Linked DNA regions of Homo sapiens: regions 1 and 2 are each linked to region 3. Evidence: chromatin loops called from intact Hi-C (ENCODE). Cell type or tissue: A673. All regions are shown on one strand. Links, peaks and the distances in the headings refer to the core of each region. The heading gives the core; the rest is flanking DNA.

What was found. Peaks named below come from ENCODE experiments on the same cell type or tissue, not always from the same donor. Only the 100,000 strongest peaks of a DNase experiment are listed, where the experiment ranks them.
Region 1: it touches region 3 in a loop (3-fold over the local background); 5 of 110 quality-filtered maps call a loop at or near these places.
Region 2: it touches region 3 in a loop (4-fold over the local background); 2 of 110 quality-filtered maps call a loop at or near these places.

The regions. Positions count from the first base shown.
Region 1 is chr22:35,910,983-35,919,160 of GRCh38, reverse strand. All of the region lies in intron 2 of RBFOX2 (RNA binding fox-1 homolog 2), which reads left to right. Among named protein-coding and RNA genes, the nearest start is that of RBFOX2, 110 kb to the left of the region's middle. RefSeq lists an enhancer at 2,105-2,784. In A673, for the core only: no CTCF peak of the experiment used is centred there; DNase peaks (open chromatin) are centred at 3,250, 3,870 and 4,440; H3K4me3 peaks cover 2,458 bases; H3K27ac peaks cover 3,584 bases.
Region 2 is chr22:35,757,424-35,765,601 of GRCh38, reverse strand. It overlaps RBFOX2 (RNA binding fox-1 homolog 2), which reads left to right. Exons shown (of 14, transcript NM_001349999.2): 7 at 119-179; 8 at 4,134-4,187; 9 at 4,308-4,400; 10 at 5,582-5,714. Among named protein-coding and RNA genes, the nearest start is that of APOL5, 44 kb to the right of the region's middle. In A673, for the core only: a CTCF peak has its summit at 4,355; a DNase peak (open chromatin) is centred at 4,351.
Region 3 is chr22:36,062,391-36,070,568 of GRCh38, reverse strand. No RefSeq gene overlaps it. Among named protein-coding and RNA genes, the nearest start is that of RBFOX2, 38 kb to the right of the region's middle. In A673, for the core only: a CTCF peak has its summit at 4,405; a DNase peak (open chromatin) is centred at 4,598; H3K4me3 peaks cover 1,085 bases; H3K27ac peaks cover 1,542 bases.

The DNA.
Region 1 (8,178 bases), core at 1,474-6,473, 150 kb after region 3:
CAGTTTATATAAATAGACTCAATAGAATATGTGGTCCCTTGTGTCTGGCTTCTTTCACTTAGCATAATGTTTTCACTTAGCACAATCCATGTTATAGCAGTACTTCATTTTTTAATTGCTAAATAATACTTCATTATGTGGATATACCACATCTTATTTAATATTTTTTTTTTATGGTGGGAAAACATGTTTTTATGTTGGGAAAAGAAAGGTGAAGAGACTGAGACAATAAATAGGATTATTTTCCTTAATTTAAAATGGGAGGAATAGGTGACTACTATGAAAACCAAGGCTATCAGGCTTTCTTGAGGAATTGCAGCTAAAGGCCTAGGTGACAGGACAGTTGGCATCTGCTGCTTCATGAATTGTTTGTAGCAGAGTGGCAGCTCTTTTGACCCGAACACGTGCAGTATTCAGGGAGCTCATTGTGTAAATCTTGTGTGTTGGCCAGCACCATTGCCCCCTACAATACCTCATGGGGAACTGGAGAGGCCTTTGCTGATCTAATCTGGATACATTTCCCTCAGTTACTGCAGCTCTGGGTCCCCAGAGAGTCCTCTCTAAAGAGCTGCCAGTTTGTTGAGTGCTGGCATTTGTAAGATTATTTCTTACTATATGATTCGTCCAGTGAAGATGACACCCATTTATGAGGTCCTGATCTATTAAGCAGAAATAGCAACCATCATTCCTGTGTTTTTGGAATGAATGCTGACTCTAGGGCCCCTGTATGCTTTCTCAGCTGTAGAGTTTGGAGGGCTCCTTTAGCAAGCAAACAATGTGCCCTTCTGGGTGCCAGGTGACTTTACTGTTGTTCTGTTGATTCCTGTTAATTACTTTCTTGATTTAATCTCCAAGGAATAGAGATACCTTCATAAAATGAGTGGTATGGCTCAGGATGTAAGTCTTTTTAATTTGTACACCAGAAATGTTGTGGATGGCTTTCTACTTTGCCAGAACTTTCAGTTTAGTTTAGAGAGTGAATTGTAATCATTTGTCTTGATACCCTGGCCCTTTGGCATGTCAGCCCTAACACTGAAACAAGAACTCTGGGTAGAGGACATCAGCTTGGCCCTCAGTTCCTGAGCCATTGAATGTCAGCGCTACATTTAATCATATCACCCCCGTTTTACATTTGGGGAAACTGAGTTCCAGAGAAGTTAGATGACTTACCAAATCCATAGTCTTATTTTCTTATAGCTCTTGCTAGTGGCAAAGCTGAGTCTGTGATATTGAGCCTTCATTCTCAGTGGAGTGCTTTTTTCCCAGTGCAGAGCTGTTTCCTGAAGAACATGTACTGTCATGACCAAGGAGTGGCCAAGCCCTGCTGTACTCCATCAGCAGTGCAGGCTTTAAGGTGTATTTGAGAGTTTGACAGATTGCGATTGTGATGATGAAAATTTATAGGAAAGAGCAAGAGCACTGGTTTGTGAGTTTGCACGCCACTGACTTACAGAACCCAGCCCCTTCTGGCCTCCCCTTCTCCCAGCCTCCCGTGCAGTGCACTGTGTCCAGTGAGTATCTTCATGACTACGTGATTATAATTCCTTGAGAGCCCCATGTCTATTTGCTAAAAAATAAATATGTGCTGCTACACTAACCTAACAAGCAGTCATCTTGTAGTTCCTGCCTGAAAATGTTTGATCATGGTTGTCAACTCTATGCCTGCTATAATTTTTGCCTAGCATAATGTGAAGAGAAAAGATAAAAATCCTTCTCTCACTGTGCATTTTCACTGTCCCCTCCCCTCATTCTTAGTGTATAGAATTCCAGAATGGGCCTTGCTTTCTGACATTTTCCTGCCCCATGACCCTAACAGATCTATTCAACATGACCCTGACGGCTGAGATAGATCTAAACCCAGCCCCTTCACAGTGGAACACTTAAGCTGGGTAGTAGTTCCATACTGAGACCCCTTTCAGTACTTTCTCTTCCTCCCCTTCTTTTTTGTTGTGTCTTCCCCTACCAACATGAGCTCCTTTTTAGGGAGAAGTTGTATCCTTCACTCTTTTCCCCCATCACCTAGGAGTTGCTCAATATAGTCATTAAATAAATTTTGGCATTCTCATGCTGTTTACCATTCATGATGGGATGGGTAAGATGCAGGAATGCTAATAAGGTTGTCAGATGGCCGTGTTATTCCTTTATAGAAGTTGTTTTATGGTCCTTAATAATAATTTATAGTACCAGGTACTATTTACTGAATGCTTGCTATGCATCAGGTATTGTGCTAATGCACATATGCACATACCATCCACTTTTCATTACTCTTTTTTTTTTTTTTTAAATTTTTCAGATAGAGTCTCTCTGTGTCTCCCAGGCTGGAGTGCAGTGGCGTGATCTCGGCTTGCTGCAAAACCTCCTGCCTCAGCTTCCCCAGTAGCTGGGATTACAGGCATGAGCCACCATTCCCAGCTAATTTTTGTATTTTTAGTAGAGACGGTTTCATCATGATGGCCAGGCTGGTCTCGAGCTTCTGATCTCAGGTGACCCGCCCGCGTCAGCCTCTTAAAGTGTTGGGATTACAGGCATGAGCTACCACGGCCGGCCCACTCCTCATTACTATTAACAACCACTCTCCTGGCTGGGCACGGTGACTTGTGCCTGTAACCCCAGCCCTTTGGGAGGCCGAGGCAGGCAGATCACATGAGGCTAGGCGTTCAAGACCAGCATGGACAACATGGCGAAACCCTGTCTCTACTAAAAATACAAATATTAGCCGGGTTTGGTGGCCCATGCCTGCAATCCCAACTACTTGGGAGGCTGAGGCACGAGGATTGCTTGAATCCGGGAGGCAGAGGTTGTAGTGAGCCAAGATCATGCCACTACACTCCAGCCTGAGCAACAGAGTGAGACCCTGTCACAAACAAACAAACAAACATGCAAACACCCATTCTCTCTATAAGGTGGACAGTAGAAGCCATATTTTACCAATGAAGAAACTGGGCTTTAGAGAAGAGCAAGTCACAGAGCTGGAAAGTGGTAGAACAGGCATTTAAATCTAGGTTAGCTTGATACCGAAGCCTATGTTTTTAGTAACCATACTGAACCTCCTTGAGTAGTTAATTTGCTGAGCATTACTGTGAAAGAGAGCTAAGTCACTTATGTTCCCTAGGATTTATAAATGAGACATCTGTGTTAGCACAGGGCATTAGTAACATGATTTAGATTAAATCTGGCTTTGGGATTAAAGAATAGAGACAAAGAGGAGGCATACGGAGCCTCTGCCACTTAACTTCCTGGAGCTGATTTGCTTGTGCTCAGTATTGAGGAATCTTTCCTCTTTGAGTGAGTGTAGAGTGGTTTTGGGTCATTTGTAGTCTACACAGTTTCTGAGAGATGATCTGTCCAGCAATTCCAGATTGTTTAGGGTGGGCCTGGGAGAGGGTATGGCTTACTCCTCGTTTCTGGTGCCGTATTAAGGTGAACTAGAGCTGATTCATGTACTGGTTGAGACTGTAAAAGGACTTCCAGGTTTAGTCATTCTGCAGGAGGCTTTCTCTTTGGTTTAACTGTAGCTCTTCATCCCTCACCCTGGTTTACATAATTGGGACTTTAAAATTTCATTGTGGCTGTAAGAACAAAGGGAATGCACTTTTCAGCAGCTCCTTACTGACCAGTCGTGTGGAGTCCCTGTAGTGTACTCAGGGAGAGCGGCTGCCTCTCTGATTCTCTGCATAAAACAAAAGTATTTTGTACATAGCTTTGAAATGGGAGAGAGAAACTTCTGAAGAAAAAAAGAGTTGTTTGGGGTAATAAGATTTTGAGGAGGCAGACACTTCCTGCATTCTCCCCTGGGGAAAGAATCTAGCTACAATTGAAGGGCATTGCCTCAACTAATTTAGTTAAGTGGCCCCGTCCTGGATTAATAACTTGGGCAGACTTCCCAATGGATTTGGCAGGGTATTGGGTTTCTCTCTCCCCAAACCCTCCCTTCTCTCTGCCCTGCACATGTGTGCTAACATAATTACAGAAAGTTACAAGGGGATGGGGCTGCTCTTAAAGGAGGTGGCTCAGAGGAGAGAATGTGATTGTGTAGTCCTGTCATATTTCCGAAATGGCAGAGTTCGAGTAAAATGGTAGGGTGGAAGCAAGCAGGCTGGTTTCTCTCTGTAATGGCAAAGGGGGAGGAGGGTTGGTGGCAGTGTCGATTTCAAGCACCTAGAGCACACGAGCACTGGGTACTAATTTTGTGCTAGAGAAATATTAAACTGTCTTTTTGCATTTGTTTGTCCAGATTGCATTACTAAGGATCTGGTCATTACAGAACAACCTTTTTGATTAAGGTCAGAAGTTAACAGTTTTTCAAGTTTGGTGGTCAAGTGTTCAGAAATATTTCACAGATTTAGTTGAAAACCTGAGCAGATGCTTTTGCTGTTGTTTACCCCCGGGGATCGGGTGACATTCTTCTCCCTTTTCCTCTTCCCCACCCCTTTGGGAACCAACCAATCACGTAGAGGAATGGATTTCAGTGCCTAAGGAGTCAGCCAACTCCGGAGCTGTAGCTGAGACTGAATGTTTAACTCTTAGGTATCTGAATCACAGGGAATGGCAGACATTGCAGTTAGCTTGTTTTCTTGTTGGCATCTACTCTCAGAGCCCATCCCTAAGGGATTGTTCCTAATGAGGCGAGGTACATTGCATTGAACTTGAAGGAACTGGCTTTTAGCCCCAATTCTGCCAGTAACTAGTATTGCAACCTTGGAAAAGTTATTTTCTCTTTTTAGACTTGCTTCTCTTTATGCACAATGAGAGGAAAAGGAGAAAATGGGCATGTATGGTATATCACTATATATTCCAGTGGCGTTTTATCGCTAGCCTTGAGGTTTAGGGGAAAAGCATTTAACCTGTATTGAGTGCCTATTCTGAAGCAGTTTGTTTTTATTTGTTACCTTATTAAATTCTTATGACTCTGCAGGGCAAATGCTGTTAACCCAATTTTACAGATGAGAAAAGTGTAGGCTAGAGAGGCTGTCCAGCTTGCCCAAGGTCACTTAAGGAAGGCCCATCTGGCTCTAATGCCCAGACTCTTCCATTCCACTAGGCTGGCTAAAAAGGCCCTAGAAGTCCTGCCAGCATTTTCACTCTGATATTCTTTAACTCCTTCACAGCTTTTAATCCTGCCCTGTAGGAGGACCAAACATTACTGTCTCCTCTTTCACAGCCCCGCTACTAGAGCAAGTAAATGACTTAGGGATTCCTCCATCACCTGAAAGCAGCAAAAGAAGATGGTACAGCATTCAATTTTCTCCTTCCTCCATAAAGAAATTCCCGTCCTTTATAGCCAGCTCTGCCCACCCCTTCCTCATTCCCCTTTTCTTAGACAGGCAGATATTTTCTTTTCTCTTTCCCTTTGGCTTGTGATTATCAGGTAAATATCCCTGGTTTGAGGGAGGAGCAGAATTTTGATTAGGTTAAAAAATTATCTTTACCCATAGCCTTTCTATGACATAGATACTACAATATTGGGTTTATCCCCACCTGGAATTTCTATGATATCTATATCTATAAACCTATATAGATTTATAGATATCATAGAAATTCCAGGTAGGAGTAAACCATATATATATCGGTATATCTCTATCCATCTATATATATATATACACACACACACATACATATACACACATATTATAATGATATAATTATATATGTATACACACACACACACACACACACACACACAATAGAAATAACAGGATATATATATCCTGTTAGGCGCTCCCTTAAAGAGCTTTATTTTTTTGCTTGTAAATTATCCTAGCCATCTGATTTAATAGATACACCTTACCCAAGAGAACACTTTCTGTTTCTCTTCCTGCAGATCTTACTTTTTTTACTTTTTAAAAATAGAGACAGAGTCTCACTATGTTGCCCAGGCTGATCTTGAACTCGTGGGCTCAAGCAATCTTCCTTTCCTCCTCTGCCTCTCAAAGTGCTGGGATTATAGGCACCAGCCACTGCAACTGGCCACGGTTTACTTTTAAATTCACAGAGAAAATAGCTTTTTAAAGGTGAGTTCTTATTAATATTTTGGTTACTTCCAATTAAAAAAAAATTACAGTAGAAGCCCTAAAATGTCAGATTTGCCAATAAATCATTTTCTGTCATTTGTTGTGGGCTAAGAAAAATGACAATAGACAAAACCATTAACAATTGAAATTTATTAAGAAAGGCACTGGCCTAGGTGTTTTATGTACATTATTTCTAATTTTCATCTTAATTCTGCATTTGTTGATTACAAAACAGGTTAAGAGGGGTTAAAGTACTTGCTCAAGGTCACTGCTAATGAATGGTGATTTGGCAATTTGATTGTAGGTCTGTTTCACTTTCAAACCTCAGTTCTTTCTTCAATGCCATGCTGCCTCTGGGATATGATCTTGAGAGTTTTATTTGATCATTCATGCTCATGCCTCAGCTCAGATCACCCCGGAAAACCCATATATCTTCTTTTAAAAAGGGAAATACATTTTATATGATAAGTTTAACAACTGAAAAAAAATTAAAAGAAGTATTTCCTGGTGTTTGCCAACTTTTACAATCAGGTGACTTTTACTGGTGTTTATTTTGAATTATTTTTGTTAAAGTTTGGATCCATCCCTTGTTTTAAGTGAAAATGCTAAATAGCTACTCATCCTCAGGTACTGGAGAGCTTAGGGGATTTCACTGTGAATTGGGTGGACAGGAAGAGGTAGGCCTTAAAGGTTAAGTAATATATAGGTAGATGGAAAAGGTGGAAGAATTTTCTTGCGGTGAGGAAATGTTATTGCTTGCTCCATCACTTGGTACATCCTGTGTTCACACCATCTGTTTGAGCTCCTGAGAATGTTGATGGGAATCTAATGAAAGATGGGTTGGTATTAATGAATGCTCATGTTCTTCTCCCTTCCTCTCTTGAGGAGTTGCTTGTGATTTAGCTCTGCCACACTTTATGTTGGGCTTTCCCAGTGGTGTGCTCTGAGAGATTCATATAAGAGAAGTATACGTAGTATGCTGTTTCTGCCATCCAGATCACCTCAACAAATAGTTCCATAATGTTTATTATGTGCCTGTTATATGCCAGTCAGTTGGCATGACCAACTGATGATGCTGAGATAAGATGTGTCATTGCCCACTAGGCCTTTACGTTGAGTACAATTTGCAGTCTCATTCAGGATACAAGACCTACAAACATGGAATTAACAAAAAAGAAGTATGTATTTAAGATTAAAAAAAAATGAGTGAACCAAGACCAGCAAATGTTGTTGAGGTTTAGAGATGAAAGGGGTTAGGATTTGCTGGAGCAGTAAAAACAGGGTTCATTAAAAATTTTATCCAGAGTATGGAGTGGGGAAGGGCTGGGGTGAGATGGGATATGGGTCATGCCACTGCTAGTGAAAGGAAATTGAAAATGGCTCATTGGATTAGAATAAGGTACTTATACCTTCTAAAATTGTTGATGGAGTCATAGGCAGAGATTGGGAAGGGGAGATTCCACCAATTAGCATTTTAAGTGAGGAGTGTAACGATACCAGCAGCTAATGTAAACAACACCAATAATAACAACTTAATCCCTGAGATCACAATTTTTAGGAAAAATTTCTTACATTTATTTATATTTTGGCTCCCTTGATTAGCTTTCCTCTGATTAGAGAATGTGGTATCCTGTATATTAAAATACCTTTACTCTTGTTGGATTTTTAAAAGATGCAAAACTTTAAGATAAATCAGAGGTCGATTAAGACACCAGTAGGCCTTGTTGCCATTTCCATTTCCCATATGCATTGATTACTGTGTAGCAGTATTCCTGATGATTGTTGAATATTTATGAGGTTCTCTCCCAAAAAAGCCCACCAAGTGAAGAACTATCTTTCATTTTTTAAGTTCCTGAAAATTACCTAAAACTCTTCTGTAGGAGATGGCTTTTACAAAGAAGATTCTTTCCTTCTCCCTTCCCCCAACCCATAGTAGCTTAACTTAAGTACCTGGGGGAGATAAAGATAAATGTGGGAAACTTCAGGATGAAAGGGACATTATTAGAGACCAGAGAAGTCCCGGGAGGTCATATCAGGCTTAAAGTGGAAACTATGTTACAACCTAAGCAAGGAGCAACTGATAGGTCTATAAATAGGGTTTTATCTCCTCCTAGAAAATTTTTGTCATGGTTATAGCTTTCCATGTGGGGGACTATTATATTTACTA
Region 2 (8,178 bases), core at 2,099-7,098, 310 kb after region 3:
ATCACTGCTCTCAGAAATTTACATTTTAAACTAAATACTCTGTTATTGGATGTGCAACTTTATGTTCCCTAATGTGGTCCACTTCTTCCCTGCCCTTTTTTCTCCTTGTTATTTTTAGGTGAATAATGCTACAGCACGTGTAATGACCAATAAGAAGATGGTCACACCATATGCAAATGGTAAGAAATTATAATCTTCGAAAGAGTGTTTATTCTTGTGTAAATATATGAAGTTTTTATAAACTTCTAAGAATGTCTTTATTTCCGTCTTAAGACAGTTTGATTTGTGTTGAAGTAGTCTCTTTACCTGGGAGAGTATTTTATTTTTACAGAATAACTTTGTCATTACAATTGAGCTAAGTTTTTAGTTATTAAGGTGTTATGTTCTAAGTAATGTTCATCTTTTACACAGTGCAAACATGCTATCTAGTTGCCTATTAACCCAAATTGGATCCCACCTGAGCACCTTCTTTTTCAGCTGCTGTAGCTCTTTCTAATATGTTAGACTTGTCCGTAATACCCCTGGATGCCCACTGACTCTTACTTTTAGTTCTGACTTTCATTCATCTGAGCATAAGTGGAATAAATTAGGAGGATATTTTAATCACTTTTATAATTCTGGACCTGTTGCTCTCCTTAGCCCTAGAGATAACAGCCATGGGTATGGTTGTGTGTGTATCATTTTCTGTTTCATGATTACATATTATATAGTAAGGTTTATAAGTTTTTCTCATTGAGAAGGAAATTTTCTATGAATAATTTGTTACATCAGTTACCAAATTTAATCTAGACTCATGGTCTCTGAATGAGATGGAATATAAATTTAATCTGTAGCCCAGTGGTGGTTTTGCAGACTGTTCTGCAGAGCCAGTTTGGGAGAGAAAAAGGAAACCAAATGGATTGAATTCTGAGGTCTCAGCTGTACTTTAGTCTGAGCAATTAGGGTTCTGCATAAGCTTTTACTAATATCTAGAATAAAGGGGGGAGTTTCTGCTGGAGTTTTTTTTTTTTTTTTTTTGAGACGGAGTCTCGCTTTGTCACCCAGGCTGGAGTGCACTGGCGCAATCAAGGCTCACTGCAAGCTCTGCTTCCCAGGTTCACGCCATTCTCCTGCCCTCAGCCTCCCGAGTAGCTGGGACTACAGGCGCCCGCCACCACACCTGGCTAATTTTTTGTATTTTTAGTAGAGATGGGGTTTCACCGTGTTAGCCAGGATGGTCTCAACCTCCTGACCTCGTGATCCGCCCACCGTGGCCTCCCAAAGTGCTGGGATTACAGGCGTGAGCCACCATGCCTGGCTCTGCTGTTTTTTTAAAAAGTTTGAACCCACTGCTAGAGTATGGCTGTATGTGCTAATAATGTCTTAAATCAAGGAGAAATGTATCCGTATTGACTATATCCCATAAAGTCTTCAATAAATATATTTAGCCCAGCTTTTCACATAGATGATACAAATTTATCAGCATAATTTGCATTTTTCCTTACTCCTTTTATCGGTATGATACCACTGCCTCCCACTTTACCTCTTATTTTCTTTTCACTGCTCTTACAAAAACAAGTCTCTACAATTTTGATAAAAACTCAAAGTAAACAAAATAGAAAGGAGAGGCAAAGAATGTCAAATTTTCTTTACATCTAAGGGAAATATTGTGACAGAAAGAGCCTCTGACTGGAATTCAGAAAACAGACGTTCTCCTTCTAGGTTTGACTCTTTATTTACTCCGTGACAGTGGACCAGTTTTTTAACCTAATTCTGTTTTCATATTTATAAATTGAGACCACAGATTTTTGGCACCAGGATTTTTTAAGAAATTATTGAAACTCAACCCTCCCAGCTTATTATTAGGAAATGAGACCCAGAAAAGTATAGTATTGACCTCAGATTGCAGATGTGGTATCTATTTTACCTTCCTCTTTGGGTTTTGTGAAGGTCAAAGGGCATCTGTGAAAATACATTGTAAATTTTCTAAAACTAAATATATTCAAAGTATTACTAACAACATGTCAATATACATCCATTATATTGATTTTTGTTTTTGTTTTGAGGCAGAGTCTCTCTGTCACCTAGGCTGGAGTACAGTGGTGCGATCTCAGCTCACTGCAACCTCCACTTCCCGGGTTCAAGCGATACTCGTGCCTCAGCCTCCAGAGTAGCTGGGATTACAGGTGTGTGCCACCACATCCGGCTAATTTTTGTATTTTTAGTAGAGACGAGGTTTTGCCATGTTGGCCAGGCTGGTCTCGAGCTCCTAGACTCAGGTGATCCCTCCGCCTCAGCCTCCCAAAGTGCTGGGATTACAGGCTTGAGCTACGGTGCCTGCCCATTATGTGGATTTAAAGGGAATGCTCAGGCAATAGTGGCATTGGTAGGAAAGAAAAAGGTTATTTTTTAAAATATTATTCTAAATTAATATTCAGGTTTAGTAGGCAAGAAACCTTCTGCTATTGTGTTAAAGGTCCTAAGAAGAATTTGTTGGGTTCCTCCTAATGAATTCTCAGTCAGCATTCTCATTTAGGTTGGTTGGAATCTCTTAATTTGTGCAGAAATGTTGCACAGTATTTGTGTAATTTGATGTTGCAGAATATTTGTGTTCTTACAATTCAAGTAGGATTTGAACCTAGATTTTGCCAGAATTTTATGTGGAATATTGAAGAGACATTGCATTTTATGAGCACATAAAATGATGAATAAGAGATTGGATTGAATCAGAGTGAATAGGTTTTCACTTGAATAATGTCTTGCTTACAGTCATTTAAATCTGGTAATTTCAATAATTCTTTTGAAAAGGCCAATTGTGGCTGGACGCAGTGGCTCAAGCCTGTAATCCCCAGCACTCTGGGAGGCTGAGGCGGGTGGATCACCTGAGGTTAGGAGTTCAAGACCAGCCTGGCCAACATGGTGAAACCCCATCTCTACTAAAAGTATAAAACTAGCCAGGCATGGTGGCACGTGCCTGTAGTCCCAGCTACTTGGGAGGCTGAGGCATGAGAATCACTTGAACCCAGGAGCCGAGGTTGTGGTGAGCCGAAACTGCGCCACTGCACTCCAGCCTGGGTGACAGAGCAAGACTCTGTCTCAAAAAAAAAAAAAAAAAAAAAGAGGAGGCCAATTCTGGCCTTTTTCTTTTCATTCGTATATTTATAGAATAGTGTGGCACAATGCTAGGGTCTTAATATAAAAAGACAAATGAGTCAGAAAATATATAATATAGAGTATTTTTGCTTATATGTAAAATTCAGTTAATATTGATTAAAGTTTTCATGTGGAATTCTACTTTTATTCACTCGCAGTGAGCAATCGTATATTATTCCTTTTTAAAAAATACTTGCCATATTCCTATAAATATAAAAAAGGGAAAGAAGAAATAAAGTTGACATTAAACATAATGTTATTTGGAAACTCTTAATATTTATAAATATTTAAGCTAATGTTCCACAGTATTCTGGTGTTCTTTAGCTAAGAAGTCTGATTAACTTAAAGGTGATTATTACACATTAAAGCCTCAGAAAACATGCACTGAAGTTGGGAATGTACCTTGAATTTTACTATTTCATGTCTTTCCTTTTTTAGTTGGTGAACCCCAGTAAAATCCCAATGGTAAATCCGAGTAAAAGTGGATTTCAGTTTACCTGGAATACCAGCATTGTATAGCCAAACATGGAGTCAAAGATCTAGGTTGAATTTGAGTTCAGCCCATGGATACCTTTATTAAAACAACTAGAGTAATAAACAGGGTTGAGAAAATGCATCACAGCATGGTTCAGAGTGACATATAGTCGGCCTTCTTTTTTTAAATGAAGGATAGGTCATCCAGGGTAATTCTGTGAGAACACTTTACCAAACTCTAGGATTTATTTCTATTTATTTTTTCTCCTCTCATTCCCTCTCCATCTTCCTCCTCCCAACATCATGACACCTGCCAAGCCCCCCAGCCCCAGCCCCTCATTATCTCTTCACTGTGTCCTAGTTCTACTACTGTTACTCTCTCATATAAACCCCAAGCTGGAATTCCAAAGAGAAGTTGATAATAGGCAAAAATAGCCCCAGAGATGGCTGAAGCCAACTTGACATGCACTGATCATCCCTTTCCTCAAACAGTCTTAAATGCTTACCTTCCATTTTGTGTGTTTCAGGTTGGAAATTAAGCCCAGTAGTTGGAGCTGTATATGGTCCGGAGTTATATGCAGGTAGTATTTAAGTAAATGTTTCCACTTGTGCTATTTAATTGTAATAGCATCTGCTGTTTTTCAATTTGTGACTCCTTTTTAATCTTCTTGCATTTTTAAATTTTTTAAAAATCCAATCAGCATCCAGCTTTCAAGCAGATGTGTCCCTAGGCAATGATGCAGCAGTGCCCCTATCAGGAAGAGGGGGTATCAACACTTACATTCCTTTAATCAGTAAGTAGCCTATGTTGGCCTGGCATGGATTTTGACTGTTGTGAGTGAACTATCATGTACTGTTTTTTTTTTTCCTAGTACAGTACATAACTGAAATGGAAATTTCTTGAGAGGGATATTAAATACTATCCCAGTGCCCTGTCCTGCTTAACCTGTGCTAGAATTTTCCTGACCAAATATTAAGATTGCACAAAGCAGAAATAGTTGGAAAAGGTAGAGGGGGTAAGGGCATATGAAGAATATTTTAGTCTGTACTTGACGATAAAGAAAACAAAAGAAGCAAGTATGTGTAGAGCATATTATACATTTCCTCTGCGAGTCAGCCACAGGTTCTCCAGCAGAGGATCACTTAGAAGTACTTCCAGTATTATTGATTATTCCCAGCTCTCTTGATCTCTCTAAGTCATTTTGACCTGAGCCATTTTACTCCAGCAAGAGGTATAATTAAACAGGATTCAGTGGACATGGAATCAATGTCTCTGCATGCTTTCCAGAGGACAGCACACTTAAAATAGGCTCTTAGAAATTGTCTGCCTCTTTAAAGGATATGAGGCCCCTAGAAATTGTCTGCCTCTTTAAAGGACAGGGTAGGAGTTGTTTCCCTCACCTTACATTTGTGGATTAAAATGTTTTAAATAAAAGAATGAAATTGACTAATGAAATGAAATGTCTAAAGACTATTATGTGCCTTAGAGGTTGGTACCATGTAAAAATATAAAAAGAATGTTCTTTTGAGTAATAATTATTATGTGGACATAGTAACATTGGGAAGCAAGGTTAATAACTGACCGGTTGAAGAGTTTGTGTCAATCTGATTTAGACTGCCCACAGTAATTAAAAGTCTGTCTCTTATTATGGCAGTCATTCTCAGAGCTTCTTGACCTGTTTCTCAGCAGCTTGCATTGTAAAGCTGAAATTGAGAAGGAACAGAGAAGCTCACTCAAGATTTGTGATGAATGAGGCATGGAATCTTTTGCTTTTGCATGTTGGGTCTCTCTTTCCATTTCTTCCCCACTGAGAGACCCAGGGTAGAACGTTTATTGAATGCATGCCACCTTTTCCAAAAAGGTGTGGTTCGTATCTTTCCATCTTTTCTATAATTGGTTCATAGCAAGTTGTGACTGTGCACCTTCTATTGAATGCAAGTTGAAATTTCTGTCATATTTTGGGTCTCCCTTTAGTTCCTGGCTTCCCTTACCCTACTGCAGCCACCACGGCAGCCGCTTTCAGAGGAGCCCATTTGAGGGGCAGAGGGCGGACAGTATATGGTGCAGTCCGAGCGGTACCTCCAACAGCCATCCCCGCCTATCCAGGGTAAGCGTTAGATTCCAAAATCAGTATGTTTCTAAAATAAGCAGTTGGACCAAAAAAGAATACCATGGCCCTTTCATAACTTCTGGGATGTTGCCGTGTCACAGAGTAGGCATTCAGTGAATATTTGCAAATTAACAGATTAGATGACAAAAAACAAAATATACCATCATCAGAATGTGACAAACTGTCAATTCATTATAAGTCTTCATTTTGGCCACCTTAAGCCCTCATGGTAATGGCTTAAGACAGTAGCCAGAACCGTCTTGTGTTTACTAGCAGTGTGTTGGCATGAAGTTCACTCAGAAGCGCACGAATATGGATTAACATTACTGCAGAGAACCAAAAGAGGAGCTCAAGATTGTAGTACAAGCCTGCATCTGCTGTGTTCACCTCCTTATCACCACCCCGTGTTGGGGCAGAGGCTGTCACATGTGTCCTCCCCTTTGGTTTCACTGCCTGGGTGGTGAGCAGCAGAGCTAGTTACCCACAATGGATTTGCTTTCTTTGTAGGAAACGGATTAAAAGAGGTTAATTCTAAGATGAACCAAGTCCAATTGAATCAAGGGAGAAAGGGAGAAGTAGGAAGAATTAAACTGCAGTTGGCTTCTGAATGATGGTAAAACAGCGACTGTAGCTGAGCATCCTTCACCGTTTGATTTTTTTATGGAGGGTGTCTCATGCAGTGGAATGATTCCATAGCAACAAATAAATCCTTTGCTACTGAATGGGGAAAAGGAGTGAAGATGGCAGGTTTTGTTTTTAGGGGTTTCTCAGTGTCAGCCTAAAATGCAAATTTTTATAGAGTGGTCTTTCATGAGTCAGTTGTACCAAGGACTTCCTCATCAAAGATGTGACATTTCTCTTCACCTTTTCTCTGCCAGATAATGTCAATATGACATATTTTTTTTTGTATTCTTACGGAGGAATAAGTAGCAGCAGAGAAGCTTGTTGGCTGCTACTTAGTTAAAATATAAAGGGAAGGAACCTCCTTTGTATGTCCTTTTCTGACAGCAAAATTGGCTTAGCCTTGAGGTGTACTAATTTAGCATTCATTCATTCATTCATTCATAGACCAAATGGATGTACCATTAGAAGTTCTCCATTCCACAGAGTTAAAACATTTTTATTAGACAAGGTATGTTGAAGTGGGCAGGCTCCAAAAGACACTGGAAGGGAACTGCTTCAGAAATTAACTTTTGTTTGGAGTTTGTAGACATTTAAATCACATGCATTCCATCATCTCCATCTTATGCCATTACTTACTTTTATTTTAATCCTTTTTTCTCTCAACTTGACCTTTGACCTTCAACCTCTGACATCTCTTTAAAGAAGTGAATATGCAGTATTATTTCATCAAGAAATACTCAAATGAAACATTAAAAGGAACCTTTTGGAAGTTTTACACACTAGGAAAATTGTTTGTGAAATGTCTTCCGTTGTAATCCAAGAGAATTTACTGTCATATTTGCAAAGAGAGACTACTCACCAGAAACATGGGACTTCCTTATTTTGTAACATTGCTGAATTACTTTATAAAGTGGTTGAATTTAGTCCTGTTCAATGTAGTCGTTTCAGTATATTGACCAAACTTGAGAACCCATTCTCTACCAAGTCTGTGTCAGGTATATATTTGCTCAAAGATATTTTATCTTTATGTCTAATCATATCAATTTCTGTGCATTACATTGAACACTGATTTCCCATGTTTTCTTTTTATTAACTAAACCACCTGTTTACATGGAAGATGGCAAGGAATAAGTCCAGTATTTCATGGGAATGGCCTAGAATTGCTTTTCAGCTTAGTAAACTAATTTCATCATTAATCATTACGTTTCTAGCCTCCTTGTGGCATTTGATACAGGGAATATTGGGATTCTTCTAGAACGTAGATGAATATTCCCAATAAGTTATTTGACTTAGGGTAAAATGTATTCGTGTTTTTAATGCCAACCCTTCTTTATAGAAGGCTTATTTGTAAATCTTTGCCTATATCCCCTTACTAAGATCTTTGAAGTTTAATTAATCACCACTTGGTCTCAGTGCTTTCCATTTTATCAGCCTTCTCATTTTGAACAAGTTGTTTTTTTCCTTAAAATGCAGCTGAGAGGCAGATTACTTTCTAATATCAGACTTTAACTGCAACTGGAGACTATGAAAATGAATGGGACTTAGCTAAATGAACATCAGAGATGAGTTTGATTTGCCTTTTGTGTGATACAAGGGCATAGCATATTTGGGGCATTCCAAAATGTGACCATGCTATCCTGTAAATACAACCAAATGTCATTGGAAATAGAATTAAGAAACATTCCACCTACCTATAAGAAATAAGTTATTTCATATTCAAGTTAAAAATATGATTTGATGACTTTACTTGTCAGCTTGTTTATTGTAACAGAGAAGGTAGTGGTGAAAATTTCCAGCTTGTTTAGTTGAATAACCAATAAACAGATCATCTAAATTA
Region 3 (8,178 bases), core at 1,733-6,732:
AAATACAGGCGTGAGCCACCATGCCCAGGCAAGCCATTACATTCTTTTTTTTTTTTTTTTTTTTTTCTGAGACAGAGTCTCGCTCTGTCGCCCAGGCTGAAGTGCAGTGGCACGATGTCGGCTCACTGCAACCTCCACCTCACGGATTCACGCCATTTTCCCACCTCAGCCTCCCGAGTAACTGGGACTACAGGCGCCCGCCACCACACCCAGCTAAATTTTTTTGTATTTTTAGTAGAGACGGGGTTTCACCATGTTAGCCAGGATGGTCTCGATCTCCTGACCTAGTGATCCACCCACCTCGGCCTCCGAAAGTGCTGGGATTACAGGTGTGAGTCACCACGCTCAGCCGCCATTACATTCTTATACAATTGTCTCCAAAGCCAGGAAGAAAAGGAGTAGTCAGAACAACAAGAAAAGTTAACTTTCCTCACTCTAGCTTTCTTGCTCCCTCCCTCACTCTTACTCTCTCTCCCACTGTTTTGTGTGTGTGTGTGTGTGTGTGTGTGTGTGTGTGTGTGTGTGTGTGTTTTGAGGCGGAGTCTCACTCTGTTGCCCAGGCTGGAGTGCAGTGGCATGATCAGCACACTGCAATCTCCGCCTCCTGGGTTCAAGTGATTCACGTGCCTCAGCCTCCCAAATAGCTGGGATTACAGGCCCACACCACCACACCCAGCTAATTTTTGTATTTTTAGTAGAGACAAGGTTTCATCATGTGGCCAGGCTGGTCTCGAACTCCTGACCTCAGGTGATCCACCTGCCTTGGCCTCCCAAAGTGTTGGGATTACAGGTGTGAACCACTGCGCCCAGCTTCCCGCTCTTTCCATCTACCTCACCCTCTCTCTCTATTCTGGCCAGGAGAGAAAATCTTTCTCAGAAGACTCTCCTTATATGTCATTGACCAGAACACGGTCACATGGTCACCTGTAACTGTAAAGGGAACCTGGGAAACCGAGCATCTGGCATTTTCCGCCTCTATGGTAGTCAGTAAACCTTGCTAGCCAGGAAGAAGGAGGGGAGTGGCTGGTGGCTAGGACCGTGGGAGTCCAGTGGGGCAGCAGCAGTGACATGGCCCTGAGGCAGTGACACAGGCAGCATCGTCGGTCTGGAGGAGAAACACGGACACAGCGTCTGGGAGCCTCCTAGTGAGTTCTGGACTGACCAAAGGACATGGGACAAATGCCAGGAGAAAGAAGAAGTCTGTTTTTGGTAGCTAAGGAGCACATGTGAGGGTCTCTGGGAGCAATAAAGGTAAATGGTGGGTCTGAGAGGGAAATTTTCAATAATTTTGCTAGAGACCAGTATAGCACAGTCATTAAAGCTGGATAGCACAGCTTTGGAAGCAGACAGCCCAGGTCTTAAATTCTGACACCCACTGACCAGCCGTGGAACACTGGGGCAATCATTTCACCTTTCCAGGCCTCAGTTCCTCTTTTGTAAATGAGCTAATAGCCATCCCTCCTTCACGAGGCTACTGTGAGGATTAAGTTACTTAATACAAGTAAAGCACAATACCTGCCATCTGCTATTCTCTTACTGTAAGGACTATAGTCATCCTGGTGGATGTGAAGTGAGTCCCGTGTGGTTCTGATTTGCCTTTTCCTTGATGACTAATTATGTCGAGCATCTTTTGTGCTTGAAAGTATTGTTTGCTTATTGGCCATTTGTTTATCTTCTTTGGATATTCAAGTCCTTTGCCTATTTTATTTTATTTTTTATTTTGAGACAGAGTCTCACTCTTGTCGCCCAGGCTGGAGTGCAATGGCGAGATCTCAGCTCACTGCAACCTCCATCTCCTGGGTTCAAGCGATTCTCCTGCCTCAGCCTCCCAAGTAGCTGGGATTACAGACTCTCACCACCACGTCCGGCTCAATTTTGTACTTTTAGTAGAGACGGAGTTTCGCCATGTTGGCCAGGCTGGTCTCAAACTCCTGACCTCAGGTGATCCACCCGCCTCGGCCTCCCTAAGTGCTGGGATTATAGGTGTGAGCCACTGTGCCTGGCCTACCTTTGCCCATTTTTAAATTGATCTGTTTTCTACTTGTTGTTGCAATAAGAGCTCTTTATATATTCTGGATACAAGGCCCTAATCAGATATATTATCTGATTATTTGCAAATGTTTTGTAGCAACGATTGTGCTATTACTATGGTTTGGTCAGTGTTATTGTGGCTCTGTCCTTCTGGTCCACGCAGAAGTAGATGTAGGCTGTTAAAATGAGGTATGAATCTTAGCACATAAACTTGATAGTGCAAAAACTGTGACTTTCTTCTTTTTTTTTTCTTTTCCTTGAGACGGAGTCTTGTTCTGTCACCCAGGCTGAAGTGCAATGGGGTGATCTCGGCTCACTGCCACCTCTGCCTAATGGGTTCAAACAATTCTCCTGCCTCAGCCTCCCGAGTAGCTGGGATTACAGGCACCCACCAGAACTAATTTTTGTATTTTTAGTAAAGATGAGTTTTCACCATGTTGGCCAGGCCGGTCTCGAACTCCCGACCTCAGGTGATCCACCCGCCTCGGCCTCCCAAAGTGCTGGGATTACAGGCGTGAGCCACTGCACCCAGCCCTCTTCATTTTTCAATATCTGAACTAAATTTCTTTATTGATTCTCCATTGCTGTTGATGATGGAAATGTAATCTCAGTCAATTTGGGATTTTCCTACCCTCCTCAGGGTTGCAGATGGCCGTTGAGGGACTCAGATTGAGCCAAGTCCTAGGAGAGGTATCATAAACGCCCCCCGGGCATCTGCCTGCTCTTGGGTCATTGCATCAGTCAGGGGTCAACTAGAGAAATTAAAGACACAGAACAAATAGGAGATATATGATATATGTATGATTTTATATTCTCTCTCCCTCTCTCTCCATATATACATGTATTTGGGGAGGGGGGTGGGGTGAGGGTGTAGGTGTGATTATTGCAAGGAATTGGTTTATACACACAGGGCTGGCTAGGCAAGTCCGAAATTTGTAGGGCTGGTTGTTAGGAAGGCTGGAACTCTTCAGCACAAGCTGAAATTGCTATTGGCTGGCAGAATTTCTTCCTCTTCAAGGGCACCTCAGTTCTACCCATAAAGTCTTTCAGACTCACCCAGATTATCTGGGATAATCTCCCTTACTTGAAGTAAACTAATTATAGACAAATCACATCTACAAAATGCCTTCAAGCAACATCTAGATTAGTGTTTGAGGCTAGGCATGGTGGCAGATCACTTGAGCCCAAGGGTCAGAGGCCAGCCTGGGCAACAAGGCAAAACCCTGTCTCTACAAAAAAAAAAACATTAGCCAGGATTTTTTCATTTAATTATTATTTTTTAAACTAAAAGAAAAAATAGATTAGTGTTTGATCAAATAACAGGAGACCATAGTTTAGCCAAGCTGACACATAAAACTGACAAACTGACACAAAACAGACCTTGGTCAATTTGAAATCTCTGATGTGCCCCACTCCACACCCCCACCTCCTGGGCCAGCCGCCTCCTCACCGCCCAGCACAGTGCGGGGGTGGGTGGGGAGGAGCACAGGGACCACCACCGGGTGGCCTGCCTTTCTTTTTTTTATTCTTTTTTTTTTTTTTGAGACAGAGTCTTGTTCTGCCACCCAGGCTGAAGTGCAGTGGGGTGATCTCGGCTCACTGCCACCTCTGCCTCCTGGGTTCAAGCGATTCTTTTGCCTCAGCCTCGAGTAGCTGGGATTACAGGTGCCCACCCCGACTAATTTTTGTATTTTTAGTAGAGATAGGGTTTCACCATGTTGGCCAGGCTGGTCTCGAACTCCTGACCCCAGGTAACCCGCCCGCCTCGGCCTCCCTAAGTACTGGGATTAAAGGCGTGAGCCACCGCTCCAGACCGCGTGGCCTGCGTTTCTATCCCATTCTGCTATCCCTAGCCGGGAGACATCGCCAAGTTACCTAACCGCCTTTTGCCTCAGTTTCCTTACTGTGCAACGGGGATAATCATAGTCTCCACTTCCTATGGTTGTTGTGAGGAGCAAATCGGCAGGAACAGGGAAAAAGTGCTTAGAACAGTGGCTGGCAGGGCTCAGTCAATATTCTCTCATCCTGCTTCCGCTCCACTCCGGGTGTAAGGGTCTTCCGGGGTCATCGAGATCTCAGCTCTCAGATGTCCACATGTAAGGGAGATCTTACAGGGAGATCTTTCCCTGCCCCCAGCGCATAGCTAGACAAGCGGGGTGGCCTGGAGAAGAGACCGCGCAGCACGTGGGCTGCGGACCCCGAAATCGCCCTGGCCGTGCGCGCGCGCCCTCTAGAGGACGTCAGGGGAACCTCCCGTGAAGGAGAAACTACGATTGTTGGGGACCCTGGCAACTTTGCTGGGGAACAGAGAGTCACATAAAGAGAAGGCGTTTTCTTGTCCCTCTCACTTCAAAAGATACCTTTAATAGGCACGTCCTGGGCTCCCACAGCTCTCAACCGAGAGGGAGGCGCGCCATGGCCTATTGACACCCGGGGGACGGCGCCAGCAGGGGCGGCCTCCAGGGGGCGCCACGGAGCTGCTGCTCCGGCCTCTCGAGAGCAGTGGGCGGCGGGACTCAGGCCCGTGCCCGCGCCACTGGGCGTTCTTGGAAAACGCTGATTTCCTGCCATGAAATGGGCGGAGACCTCGAGAGTTTGCAATCCGGGGTATTGCTAGCTGCCAGCCGGAGGGACATCAGTCACGTGACCGCGTTCTGCCTGCAGGACCCGCTGTGAGCTCCTCCGAGCCAGGCTTCTACCTCCGCCTCCCTCGCTTGATTCCCGGACGAGTATGTCTTTAGATTTGGTCGTGCCTGTCTCCTCCCTTCTCCCTGATGCCCCAGAGGGAGCTTTAATTAGCCTCAGTGCTGCCTGACTGGAAAGCAGTCCGATGGTGAAAATCCCCTGCTGTCAAATTATCTGGGATCCCAGCCTGGCCTGTCTGGTGATGTGGCATGTTATATGTCGCAGTGGTTGACGCTGGCCACAGCAGGCTGGAGGGAAAGGAGAGGATCAGGACAAAAAGTGACACCTCGTGAGGGTTTGTGAATTCTTGCCCCTTTACTAACGTCCCAGCCAGGGTTTCTGGACCAAACTGGTGCTCTCAGACTCTGAAATCCTGCCTCAGAGGTGAAGAGGCACCCCCTGTCCCCTGCCCCTACAGGCCTCTCCGTGGGTTCATTGGAACTTCACGCACGTAGGGCCCCAAAAGCTCCCCGCAAGCTGGAAGAGAAGCAGGCGAGGGTCAGGGAAGGAGCTTGAGTTTTGGAAAAAAGCAGACCTGAGACAGGGACTCGAATCTTGTTCCTGCTAATAACTGGACCCTGGATAAATTCTTAAGTTCTATAAGCCTCAGATTCCTCATCTGTAAGATAAGCATCATAATTCCTACTTCTCAGGATTAAAGAAAATATATGGGAAGTGCCTAGCACAGAACCTAGCATGTAGTGAATAGCTAATAAATATGTGTTGAAGAAATGAATTAGCTAACTAATTAAGTCAATAATCAATGAATATTCTAAGTAGTAGAATCTCAAGCTCACAGACCCATAGAACTGGAAGCATCTTAGAGATCACGGTCCAACCCCTTTATACTAGATGTTTAGAGTACTTCCAGATCCAAGTATCATGGCAGAGTGTTTAAGAATGTGGACTAGGCCAGGTATGGTGGCTCACACCTGTAATCCCAGCACTTTGGGAGGCCAGGGTGGGTGGATCACCTGAGGAGTTCGAGACCAGCCTGGCTAACATGGCAAAACCCCGTCTCTACTAATAATACAAAATCAGCCAGATGTGGTGGCACACGCCCGTAATCCCAGCTACTCGGGAGGCTGAGGCAGGAGAATCGCTTGAACCTGGGAGACTGAGGTTGTAGTGAGCCAAGATCAAGCCATTGCACTCCAGCCTGGGCGACAAGAGCGAAACTCCATCTCCAAAAAAAAAAAAAAGAGAGAGAATGTGGACTATAGGGCCAAGCTGCTTTGGTGCAAACTCTTGCTCTGATGCTAACTAGTGTGTGATCTTGGGCAAGTTATGTAATCTCTCTTTACCTCAATTTCCTCTTCTGTAAAATGGGGATAATGGCATCTGCGTCCTAGGTTGCTAGAAAGAGAAAGAATAAGAGAATACCTTAAAAAACACCTAAGGCAGTACATGTTAACTATTGTATCAGGTGCCATCAGGGATTATGTCAGGCTCCCATCGTCTTGTCCAAAGATTAGTGGTATTCAACTTTTTTCAAACAAAAACGTATGTAAATGTCAAATTATTCATCCATTGGTTCAAAATAAATGTTGAGTATCTGCTCTGGGCTAGGGCTCATTCTAGGTATTGAGGAATACAAACTAAGCGTCTCTATTCTTATAGAGCTTACATGCTACTGGAGGGGAACATAAAATATACAAACAAATGAAAATAAATCTGTAACACATCAGGTTGTGATGAGGGCTAACCAGAAGAGTAAAGCAGGATAAAGAGAGATGCAAATAGGAAATGTGTACATGGGTTCAGGGAAGCCCTCTCTGATAAAGAGACGGTTGAGCAAAGATCTGAAGCAAGTAGGAGAGTAATCACTGTTGATATCCGGAAGGAAGAGCAATCCAGGCAGGGGGAACAGCCAGTGCAATGGCCCTGAGGTAGGAGAGTGCTTAGCATAATCAAGGACAGCATGACTGGAGGAGAGGGAGCAAGGGAGAGGGTGGTAGATGAGGTCAGAGAGGTAGTCAAGGATGGTGAGAAGTGGTTGGATTATGGGAACATTTTAAAGATGGAGGTGGCCAGGCATGGTGGCTCATGCCTTTAATCCCAGCACTTTGAAAGGCCGAGGTTGGTGGATCCCTTGAGTTCAGAAGTTCGAGAGCAGCCTGGCCAACACGGCAAAACCCCATCTCTAATAAAAACACAAAAATTAGCCGGGTGTGGTGGCACATGCCTGTAGTCCCAGCTACCCAGGAGGCTGACGCAGGAGAATTGCTTGAACCGGGGAGGGAGAGTTGCACTGAGCCGAGATCATGCCATTGCACTCCAGCCTGAGCAACAGAGCGAGACTCCGTCTCAAAAAAGAAAGAAAGAAAGAAAAAAGATGGGGCTAACAGGATTTGCTGCTGGATTTAATGCCTTCATTGTTTTTGGCCTAAGCAACTGGAAGAATGGAGTTGCTATATATGTATTTATTTGTTAGATGAGGAAGACTCTAGGAATAAGTTTAGATTGAGAGAAATCAAGAATCCATTTTGGGACACATTAAGCTTGAAGCCCATTAGAGAGGACAGCCAAGACTATAAGGAATTTAGATGAAAGTGATACTGCTATGGGGAGGAGCAATGGGTGGGTGAGTGTGGGCAGATAGCCAACATGTCCTGTCATTTCTACTTATAGAATGTTCCTTGCAAAAATACTCTCCTCTCCTATTCCCAATCCCATTGCCTTTTTTTTTTTTCTTCTGGAGACAGGATCTTGCTCTATCACCCAGGCTGGAGTACAGTGGCGTGATTTTGGCTCACTGCAGCCTTGACCTCCCAGGCTTAAGCGATCCTCCCAGCTCAGCCTCCCAATTAGCTTGGACTACAGGCGTATGCCACCATGTCAGGCTAACTTTTGTAATTTTTGTAGAGATGAGATTTTGCCATGATGCCCAGCCTGCTCTTGAACTTCTCTGAGCTCAAGCAATCCTCCTTCCTTGTCCTCCCGAAGTGTTGGGATTATAGGCATGAGCCACTGCATCCAGTCCCCTTCCATTCTTATGTCTCACTCCCTGACTGGGGCACCTGCGCGCAACCTGGTTCCACTCTGGCCTTGCTTCCACACTGCCTTTAGAAGGATCTTTCTAGTATAAAATCTCCCCTCTTGTTCAAATCTGACGCTGACTTTTCTTTCGTTGTAGCTCATTTTAGCAATGGTTTTCAAACTTTTTGGTCTCAGGACCCCTTTACAGTTATAAAAGTTAATGAAGAGCCAGGTGCGGTGGCTCAAGCCTGTAATCCCAGCACTTTGGGCGGCTGAGGCAGGTGGATCACTTGAGGTCAGGAGTTTGAGACCAGCCTGACCAACATGGTGAAACCCTGTCTCTACTAAAAAAATGCAAAATTAGCCAGGTGTGGTGGTGCATGCCTGTAATCCCAGCAACATGGGAGGCTGAGGCAGGAGAATCACTTGAACCTGGGAGATGGAGGTTGCAGTGAACCAAGATCATGCCATTTGCACTCCAGC